Linked DNA regions of Homo sapiens: region 1 is linked to region 2. The links are chromatin loops, found by intact Hi-C in ENCODE. Cell type or tissue: PC-3. All regions are shown on one strand. Each heading gives the region's core, and the rest is flanking DNA. Links, peaks and the distances in the headings are about the cores only.

Region 1 (5,378 bases), core at 137-5,136, 240 kb after region 2:
ATATCGTCTGAGGGAGGAAGGTGGGTGTGTTCATGTGTCTGCCTTTGGTCAAAGTAATGTAGTGTAGAAGCCTCCCAGCTAAAGCCAGGCTCACGACCACTCCACCACCAAGTGCCATAGTCACAGAACCCTTAGTGTTTGGCTGGGCACCTGGCCACCTTGAATAAAGACTGCATTTCCTAGCCTCTCTTTGTAGCAAGGTGAGACCCATATGACTACATCCCACCCTAAACTATGTAAGATAATTTGTATAGGTAACTTTTAGTAATTGTCCTTAAATAGAAGGTATTGTTTTCTTTTCCCTTTTCCCCCTAACTGGAATGTAGATGTGATGCCTGGAGCTCCAGCAGCCACTTTGGATCACATGATTATAGGAATGGAATCCCTTTGTGTCACAACAACAAGATAGAAAGCCTAGGTCCCTGATACCATGAGAGCCACACAAGCCATACCTCCCCGCTTCTTGGATATGAGAGAGAATTAAGAATTTTACCTTGTTAAGCTACTATTATTTTGGATTTTTTGTAGCCAAATCTAATCCTATGCTATATCCATGGGTGCCTCTGGGCCTTTCTATCTCTAGTACCATTCCCACTCCTTTCTGTCTCCACCAGCGTGACCCCCATGTAACACAAATCTAGTGACTTCCAACAGCTCTCCATCACCCAAACAATAAGGCTGCCCAAGCACCGTAGTCTTGCACCAGCTCCTTAGTGATGAGGTCCCTTTACTTCTCCAGCCTCGCATCCTCCACTTGCCCTCCACCTCCCTGCCTTGCTGTGATCACACAAAACGATTGGTAGCTCCCCAAGGGGGGCAAGCTCACTTAGGTCTCTGTCCTTTCTCTGCTGCCTGGAGTGTCTTAGGCTCCTTGCCTGCCTGGCCAAATGCCTGCTCACTCTTTAAGGCCCTGCCCAACCATCCTCCCCTTTGTAGTCCATCCAAGCAGGTCTGACAACTCCCATCTGGGTCCCCAGGGTCTCCAGTAACCATATAATAGCACCTAACATCCAGAGCTGCCCCTCTACTCTCTTGCCTGGATTGTGAGCTCTTTAAAGGCAGGGCCTGAAGCTTCTTATTTCTCATTTCCTGGGGTCTGAACAGCGCCCAGCAGACTACAGGTGCCTTTGCTTGCTAGCAGGATGATGATTCCCCTGCACCTGCAGAAATGAGTGGTGTTGATTCTAGAATGCCGCCTCCTAGCTGCTCCTGGAGAGTATCCTGAGCATGCATCTCCTCTCCCGGAGGTGGGCCTGAGGGTGGGCAGATCAAGGCTCAGGACAGGAATTTGGGCGTGACGGAAGCCATACCCTGTGGGACGTGTCTTCAAGATGGCAGAGCAAAGCTAGGACCAAAAACTCCTAGAGAAGACTTAGGGGAAGAAGGGGTGGTGTGTGCGTGTGTGCACCTGTGCACGTGCGTGTGTCTGTGCATGTCCGTGTGTGCATGCGCCTGTGTGTGCATGCTGTGTGTGCGTGCATGCATGTGCTCAAGAATGTGTGTGTGCCTGTGTGCATGTGTGTGTGTGTGTCAGGCATGGGTATGGGTGAGGCTCTGGGCTTGCATATGTGTCTTTCTGGAGAGAGGTGCGTTCGAGGTGTGTGTGGGTGAGGAGATTGGCAGAGACCCTTTGGGCCTTTCTGTGTACATGAGCTGCAGGCACACACGTGTGCATGCTTGTGGGAGAGGTAGGAGTGTAAGATGTGAGGGGTGCACTTGCGTGTGGACTTCTGTGGGTGGGATGAGGGATGCATGCCTTCTGTGTGTGAGGTGGAGGAGTTAGGAGGGATGATCGTGTGTGTGTGTGTGCGTGCACATGTGTGTGTGTGTGTGTGAGAGAGAGAGAGAGAGAAGGAAGAGGAAGATGGGGAGGAGGGGGTGGAATTACAAATGAACAGAGAGAATGCAGGTGAGATCGGCACCTGTGTGACTGGGTGCGGCTCAGGACCTGCGTGGGATCTATAAGTGCTTCCTTAAAGTGACGACAACTGGTTTTCGGGGGCAAAGGGGGTTTTCCGGGCTGCTTGTGCACCAAGGACACATCTCCTGCTATTTCCTGGCCAGTGGGTCAAGTCTGGGCTGGACACCCTGGCAGGAAGGAGGGCTGAGTGCTGCCCCAGTGCTGATTTCCGGGGTGGCTCCTGCCAGCCTCCCTTCCACCTCCCACTTCTGCAGAGCTTCCAGCAGGCAGAGGCTCCCCCTCCTGGGCTGGCAAAGCCAGTGGGAGCTCCATTGGCACAAGGGAGGCTCTCATCATACCACTGTCCCTGGTAGGTGCCTGCCTCCCTCTCCCTGCCCCAGGGTTTCATCTAACCCCTGAACAGCAGTGAAATACTGGACCAGCCACAGCATCAGCAAGACCCAGGACTTCTTAGAAATGGTGCATCTCACCTCCTCCCGAGACCCCAAAGCAGAATCTCTGGGGCAGAGTCCAGCTGTCCACTCGACCAGCTTTCTGTGTCATTATGACACATTCTAAAGTTTGCAAAGCACCATCCTGGACGGCCTCACAGAAGCATCATGGGGTGAAATAACTTGGCCATGGATTCCCTCACTTTTCCATGCACCAAAGGTTTATTGACCACCTGATATCTGCCACGCCCTGGTTTAGGCACTGTGGATATGTCAGTGATCAGAGTAGACAAAAATCCCTGCCCTCGTGAGCTTATGTTCTAGTGAGGGAGATACACAGTGAAGAACACACCAGAATGCTAAGCGTGTCGGGTGTTTGCAGGTGGAGGGAAATAGTCCAGGAAGAGAGGTAGGGGGTGCTTGGCTGGAGTTGCAATGTTCAATGGTCCAGCAAGGGAAGGCCTGGCCAAGAAGGTCAGAAAAGACTGAAGGGGTGACAGGGGTAGCCAAGCAGATATTGATTAGAAGAGAGTTTCAGGTCCAGGTGAGGTGGCCCACACCTATAATCCCAGCACTTTGGGAGTCCAAGGAGGGTAGATCACTTGAGCTCGGGAGTTTGAGACCAACCTGGACAATATAGTGAGAGCCCATCTCTACAAAAAAATACAGAAATTAGCCAGACATAGTGGTGTGCATCTGTAGTCTCAGCTACTTTAGGGAGCTAAGGTGGGGGGATTGCTTGAGCCCGGAGGTTGAGGCTGCAGTGAGCTGTGATCTTGCCACTATACTCCAGCCTGGGCGATAAAGAGAGATCCTGTCTCAAAAAAAAAAAAAAGAGAAAGAAAATAAGAGAGTTTCAGGGGTAGGAAGCAGCTGCCCTGGGGCAGGGAAGCATGCTGGGGGGATCCACGGAGGGGGAAGAAGTGAGAGGTGAGGCCAGGAAAGCACGCAGCCTCTAGTGCAGACCCAGGACTTCGGCCCTGACCTTCTCTTTGCCTCATTTGGAGACAGCCAGCAGCTGAGCCCACTGATGTTGTAAGGCTGCTGTAACCCAGAGGGTGAGAGGGGAGCTATGGAGGGCTCGGATTTCCCGAGATCCTCCTGGCTGCTGGCGGAGACCACAGACCATGTCAATAATTCCAGTGAGAGTTGTCTGTGGCTCGGACGGGGATGGTAGCAATAAAGTGGGTAAGAAGGGATCAGATTCTAGGTGGGTTTTTTGGTTTTGTTTTGTTTTGTTTTGTTTTTGAGATGGAGTCTCACTCTGTCTCCAGGCTGGAGTGCAGTGGCACAATCTCAGCTCACTGCAACCTCCAACTCCCTGGTTCAAGCGATTCTCCTGCCTCAGCCTCCCAAGTAGCTGGGATTACAAGCACATGCCACCATGCCCAGCTGATTTTTATATTTTTAGTAGAGAAAGGGTTTCACCATGTTGGCCAGGATGGTCTCCATCTCCTGACCTTGTGATCCTCCCTCCTCAGCCTCCCAAAGTACTGGGATTACAGGCGTGAGCCACCGCGCCCGGCCCAGTGTTTTATAAAAATTTATTTTAACTGTGGTATAATACACAAGACATAAAATTTATCATCTTAAACATTTTATTTATTTATTTATTTATTTATTTGAGATGGGATCTCACTCTGTCACCCCAGGCTGGAGTGCAGTGGCACGATCTTGGCTCATTGCAACCTCCGTGTCCCAGGTTCAACCTGCCTCAGCCTCCCAAGTAGCTGGGACTACAGGCGTGCTACCACGCCTGGCTAAGTTTTGTATTTTTAGTAGGTGTTTCACCATGTTGGCCGGGTTGGTCTTGAACTCCTGACCTCAAGTGATCCACCTACCTCAGTCTCCCAAAGTGCTGGGATTAGGGGCATGAGCCACCACGCCCAGCCCCATCTTAACCATTTTTCAGTGCAGAGTTCAGTAGTAGCCTTACATACATTCACGCTGCTATGCAACCACCGCCACCTCCCTTCCACAGAACTCTTCATCCTGCAAAACTGTAACCTTGTCTTCGTTAAACACTCACTCTCCGTCTCCCACTCCCCTAGCTCCTGGCAACCCCTCTTCTTCTTTCTGTCTGTAGGAATTTGACTATTCCAAGTACTTCATATAATTGAAGTTGTACAGTATTTTTCCTTTTGTGCCTGGCTTATTTCACCTAGTCTAGTGTCTTCAAGGCCCATCCATGTGGCAGCATGTGGCAGAATTGCCTTCCTTTTAAAGGCTGAACAATATTCCATTGTGTGACTAAGCCACATTCTGTTTATCCATTCATCTATCAGTGGATGTGGATTCTGGATGTATTTTGAAGGTAGAGCCAAGATGATTGGGTTGGGAGAAGGTGGGAAGAAGCAAAGAGCTAAAAAAGATCCTAAGAGGTTTGCTCAGAGCAATGAAGAATGGCACAGTCATTACGAGAATTAGGAAGACTGACGGGGAGTGGCCTTTGGGTGGAGTCAGAAGTTCAGTTCCAGAAGTTAAATGAGTGATGTCTATTAGCTCTTCTGGTGGAGAAGTCAACCAGCCAACTGGGGTTTGGAGCTCAGGGGCTGGGTCTCGGTGGAGATGTATGTTTGGGATGTGTCGGTGTAGACATGTGTGTGGTATGTAAACCATGAGATCAGATGGACTCCCCAAGGAACAAGTACAGAGGAGAGAAAACGTCAAGGAACTGAGCCCTGGAAGCCTTCGATGAGGAGGAGTCAGGGAAGGGGCTGGAGAGTGAGTGTCTGGGAGGGATGTATCCTGAAGGACAGATGAAGGTCGTGCTTCGAGGAGGAGGAATTAATCAACTGTATCTGATGGCAGATAGGTCAAAAAAGACCATCCTGGCCAGGCACAATGGTTCATGCCTGTAATCCCAGCACTTTGAGAGGCTGAGATTGGTGGATCACTTGAGTCCAGAAGTTCAAGACCAGCCTGAGCAACATGGGAAAACCCCATCTCTACCAAAAATACACAAATTAGCCAGGCATGATGGTGGCACCTTGTAGTCCTGGCTACTCAGGAGACTGAGGCGGGAG
Region 2 (5,378 bases), core at 272-5,271:
TCCTTAGATTAGTTACCAAAATCTTTTTGTACGTAGTGTAGGACAAGATAAAATTAATTTTGATTTACACGTTAAAACACTCTACACTGACTCTGTTGGGTAACTTTATAAAAAGTAGCTTTAGAATAAGCATTTGTTTTTATAGATGCTATGCTATTTCAGTGGTTTTAATGGTTCACTGAAATTCACGATACTCGTGTGTTATGTTCTATTTATTAACGAGATGCATGTGTTTAACATAAATTTTTATTTTCCATAGACAATGGGATGAACAGTTGGATCCTCGACTAAATGCAAAACAGAAAGAGGCTGTTCTGGCCATTACCACTCCACTTGCAATCCAGCTGCCGCCTGTGCTTATCATCGGACCCTATGGGACAGGCAAAACGTTCACTCTAGCTCAGGCTGTCAAACATATTCTGCAGCAACAGGAGACTAGGTGAGAGGGTGGGAAGCGTGCTCATATTTCCCTGGTAGGATACTACCTCTGTTCTTGTTTTAAATACACAATGAGGGCTAGCAAGACAGTTTTCATGCAGCTCTTAAACATGAAAAAAAGAGAAAAGGAAAAGCCGTAAATCCAAACCCCAGAGCACTAAAAATTTGAATTCTCTTAAAACATACTGTTTTTAGAATTGGTAGTATAGACAGTAAGTTTTAAAATAGTTTTTAAATAGCCATCAGAACAAGTTTGCTATGGAATTGTGGTATCTATTAGAGCCAGAAGACTTGGGTTTAAATATATGTGTATATTTTATATGATAGACTTAAAAATAATTTTGGGGTACTTCCTTTTTAACTTAAAGAGTAGTGTAATTTCCTAAAGGTATCACTGAATAATGCTAGGGATTACTGAGTAGGGTAAGGGAATTGTATAATATTAGGATGGCCACTGCTTTTTTTTTTGGTATTATACTGCTTGAATAGTTTTGTGTTTTATCATTCTTTTTATTTGCACCATTTATTTCAGCAGGATTCTCATTTGCACCCATTCTAATAGTGCTGCTGATCTCTACATAAAGGATTATTTACATCCATATGTAGAAGCAGGCAATCCCCAGGCAAGACCTCTCAGGTATTTTTTTTAAGGCTTATTATGTATCTGTATCATACTTTATTATTCTTAAGAAAAGGTGTCTGTAAAGATTTTAGTAACTTTGGAAATACCAAAGTCTTTATGCATTGACATTTAGAGGTTATGTCTTTTGAAGAAACTGTTTAAATTAAGGAAAAATGTAAAAATCTTTGACTATTCATTTCTTAAACATTAAGTAAGAGAAAGACATCCTTTTTTAAGTTTTGTGTGTATTGTTTCAACCTGAGTAGATTTTGATATGTACCTCTAAAAGCTAGTATGATGAAATAATATAAATATGATAACTTAAATTAAATCTAGTTCAGTAAAAATTCTAACATATTTTGCATGGCAGATTAGTCATGCAGTGGACAGTTCTTTATGAAAATAAAATTTTGGCTGTGATCATGCAGGTAATTTCATAGAAGCTACACATTAGATAAACATGAAATACTGAAATGATTTCTGCAACAAAATGTACTTGACTGGTATTTAACAACTTTTGCTACCATTTAAGAGACAAAGTGTCAAAGAAAATTTAAGGTTGATATAGAAAGGTCCTCTGAGTATATATGGACATGAAATGTACTTAAATATAGGATATGGGGGAATAAAAATCCTTTTCTTCAGAAAACAATAAAGAATCATCAAATTGTTATTTATTATACCATTTGCTTTCATTGTTATATGAATTAATGTTTAGTTTTGCCATTTTACAAACTAATATGTCATGCCCTAGGTTGTTTGAATACAATTGTTTATAAATTAATTTCTAACTGCACTTTTGAATCATAAGTCACTAACGTTTTATTTCTACTTGAGCTCAAGCATGGAAAAATGAAATTATGTTATTTAATTCTTCAGTAATCATAACCAAAGCTGTTTGAATGATCTTAGAGTTCCATTAAAAAAACAAAAGAGGAAAAAAGTGGTGTGACCCATTAACACGGGTTTTTATGCCATATTTTATTTTTACTTTGGAAGATTAAGAAGCAGTAATTATTTTAAATAGAATCTGGTTGTATTTAATGAGAAAATATTACATATATACAATCACTATCACTGTAAATGAAAACATGGTATTTATTGAAGGATGCATTCATCAATAAATAGTTTGCTTCAGAATCTAATCTCTGAGCTTGTAAGTGAAAGTTGAGTAGTTAGCATTTTTGCTATAGGTGTTCTTACTTTAATGATATAAGTTGTTTTGTTCACTTATATTGTTGGTAGAGTGAGCATGTGTGTGTTACATAGGAAGTGTGACCTTCTCAGTTATCGTGGTGTACTTGGTGTGAAAACAGTGGAGTAAAGCCCCCTCAAATCTCGGTCGACTTAGCATAGGTCATTTGACACTTGGGGCTGTAGAGCTGTTGCTGATGAACACTAAATCCGTCACTCGACTAGCTTATATTTAGCTTTTTCCATGTAAAATTATTTTTTGGAGGTTATAATCAAACATGTGGTGCATCTAGATATGCAGAATAAGAAGTTATGTTCAGTAGGGTACATGTATAGTTGTTGTGGCCCAAGTATCGAGACTCGCCCTTTAACTTACAGAGAGACTTACACCTGTCTGTAAGTCTCGAAAGTGGTTCAGCCCAAGATGGAAAAACATTTATAAATATATTCAAATGCAAATTTCATGTGATTTCATTTAGTAAATGGAATAAAGTAAGAAAAAGCCTGACTTCCCAAATATTTTCTTTATGTAGTCCTGCATTTTTGCCATAGTTTTTCTCTTTGGGAAAGGTGTTAACTTGCAAATGTATTTCTTAAGAATATTCATGCATTGAGTTCAGATTTATTAGCACTATTATTACATTAACTCATTAATTTATAATTTTTCTAATAGACAACAAACATGGGAGGCATGTGAAATGGAATAGAGAAGATTAGAATGACTGAGTGCTCTGGGAAGATTAGCTTTATCTGAATTGTCCCAGGATGCAGAGGAAAGAACACAAGAGGGCACTAAGTGTCTGCTCATGACCATGAAGATGGGTGTCTCTAGGGAGCAAGGCTCATGAAGAGTTTGCTCTCTTCATGATATAGGCTGGAACAGGCCCTGGAAAGTGCTATAGTGTGAAAATAGTCAAAACATTACATAGTGAATACAGTTGTAAATGTGCTTAAATATACATACTTCATGGTTAAAATTTGTAAAATTCTTTTAGTTGCCAGGAGTTGAGCTGAACTTAAAATATTTGGAGATGGAGATTTTAGAAACCATTTTAGATCATGTTTAGTTTCAGTTTTTACTTCTTCACTAGAACTAGAAGATTTTAAAATGGAATAGAGGGGAAAATATTTTTGTGTGTGGTTCTCAAGATCAGTATCTGGTTCTGGCAGATTTATGGCTTTGCAGATAGAGGTCATCTATGGAGGGGTGTATTTCCTGCTTTCTGGGAAAATGGAAGGTAATTGTTGTTTTATATTGATCTTCAAAGAAGCATATTCTTCTGTGATCAGGTCATTCTTATTCATAGTCTTTTAAGTAATAACATTTTGGGGGTTATTTGTTGCATATAAATTTACTACAGGAATAAAATTTCAGTGAATTAAAATTATATATTACCAGACTCTCTCTTATAATTCGTGTGGGATATGTGGATTGGTTTCTTTCTGGAAAATATGTAAATTCCTTAATTGGTATTACTTATATTTTATACTGTGAACTTGAAACTGTCTTGTTACCGTCAATTCTCCAATTTTAAAAAAATGTTGGCTGTGTTTTAAATAATCTTTTAGACAGTGTCTAACTTAAATGTTGCACAAAATGAAAGTACAGAGAATATTTTAAAATCTTTTAAAAGTTGGGACTAGAATATTATGCTTTCAAGAAAATTGGCTCAGCGATCAAGCTTTGTATTCTTACTAGCTTCAACTTGAGGTAGCTTTCCAAGGTAATTGTGAAAACGTCAGCAGTGAGACTTAGAACTTCAGTTTCTTTCTTTTTTTCCCCCCTCTTTGAGGAAGAAGCAGGTGCTTGGAGTTAGTTGATGAGTGTATTAGGCCGTTCTTGCATTGCTATAAAGAAATACCTGAGACTGGATAATTTATAAAGAAAAGAGGTTTAATTGGCTCATGGTTCTGCAGGCTTTATAGAAAGCATGGTGCTGGCATCTGCTCAGCTTCTAGGGAGGCCTCAGGAAGCTACAATCGTGGTGGAAGGCGAAGGGGGAGCAGGATGTCACATGGTGAAATCAGGAGCAAGTGAGAGTGAGTGTACGTGTGGGAGGTGCCACACACTTTTAAGACCAGATTTCAGAGCAAAAGCTTACTTATCATCAAGGGGATGGCCCAAGCCCTTCATGAGGGATCTGCCGCCATGATTCAGACACCTCCCACTGGGCCCTACCTCCAACACTGGGGATTACATTTCAACGTGAGATTTTGATGGGAACAAATATCCATACTATATAAATGAGTAATTTGAAAAACCACTTTTTTTTTTTCAATTTTACAATGAAATATTAATTGGAGCTCAGAGGTGAGGTCTTGGCTGGAGAGAGAAAATGTGTGAGTCACTAGGGTATTGGTGGTGATTGAAGCGTGAGCATAGATGAGATTGTTAGGGGAGAGGAGGGCTGGAGAGTTAGAAGGGAAGCAGAGAAAGCTTGAGTCATGGAAGCTGAGGGGAGAGTTCCTGGGAGGGAGCAACAGCGGAACTTTGCATGCTGCCAAGTCAGGTAACTCGCTGGGCCTGGAAACATCGATGTGATTTAGTGATGTAGAAGTTGTTTATGTCCCTTGATTAGATGGAGGGTAAGCCATGTTGAATGTTTAGAGGAGTGAATAGGAGGTTGGTAACTGGAGAGAACAATCTGGATAATACTTCTAAGAAGCCTGGCTGTGAAAGGAGGGGAGAGGTTGGGCAGTGGCTGGGAGAATATGAGGATTTAAGTAAATATTCTTTTTATATGGGAGAAACTAGATAATTTTAATTTTAAAAAGCCACCTGTAAGTGACAGGTTAAATTCAAATATTGGTAATTTTTTTTCTCATAATGACTCAAATAATTAGCTTTTGTTTTAGATTAGTATTTATATTTATTAAAAAATCACATGCATACACTATTACAAAAGGTCATGTTGTATTTTAAAGTTGGTAGCAAAAAATGTTTTGTTTTTTTTAATTAACCTAGCCATTGTTCACCAAATATCATTCCCAAGGGAATTTTTTACTTTTTTAGCAGTTTCTTTTGATACTTCCATTTTTCTAAATTATAAATATAATATATAAAAATTATGTGTGTATATATTATATAACAAATTATGAATATATAATACATAAAAATAAAAAT

The links. Hi-C counts contacts between places; a loop is a spot of excess contacts. Peaks named below come from ENCODE experiments on the same cell type or tissue, not always from the same donor. Only the 100,000 strongest peaks of a DNase experiment are listed, where the experiment ranks them.
Region 1: a loop joins it to region 2, with 18 times the contacts of the local background. A loop is called at or near these places in 15 of 110 quality-filtered maps.

What each region holds. Positions count from the first base shown.
Region 1 is chr17:66,912,112-66,917,489 of GRCh38, reverse strand. No RefSeq gene overlaps it. Among named protein-coding and RNA genes, the nearest start is that of CACNG4, 50 kb to the left of the region's middle. In PC-3, for the core only: a CTCF peak has its summit at 2,200 (motif pointing left); a DNase peak (open chromatin) is centred at 2,189.
Region 2 is chr17:67,155,958-67,161,335 of GRCh38, reverse strand. HELZ (helicase with zinc finger) reads left to right here. Exons shown (of 33, transcript NM_014877.4): 16 at 260-439; 17 at 974-1,075. Among named protein-coding and RNA genes, the nearest start is that of HELZ-AS1, 86 kb to the left of the region's middle. In PC-3, for the core only: a CTCF peak has its summit at 3,026 (motif pointing right); DNase peaks (open chromatin) are centred at 3,045 and 4,665; H3K27ac peaks cover 1,246 bases.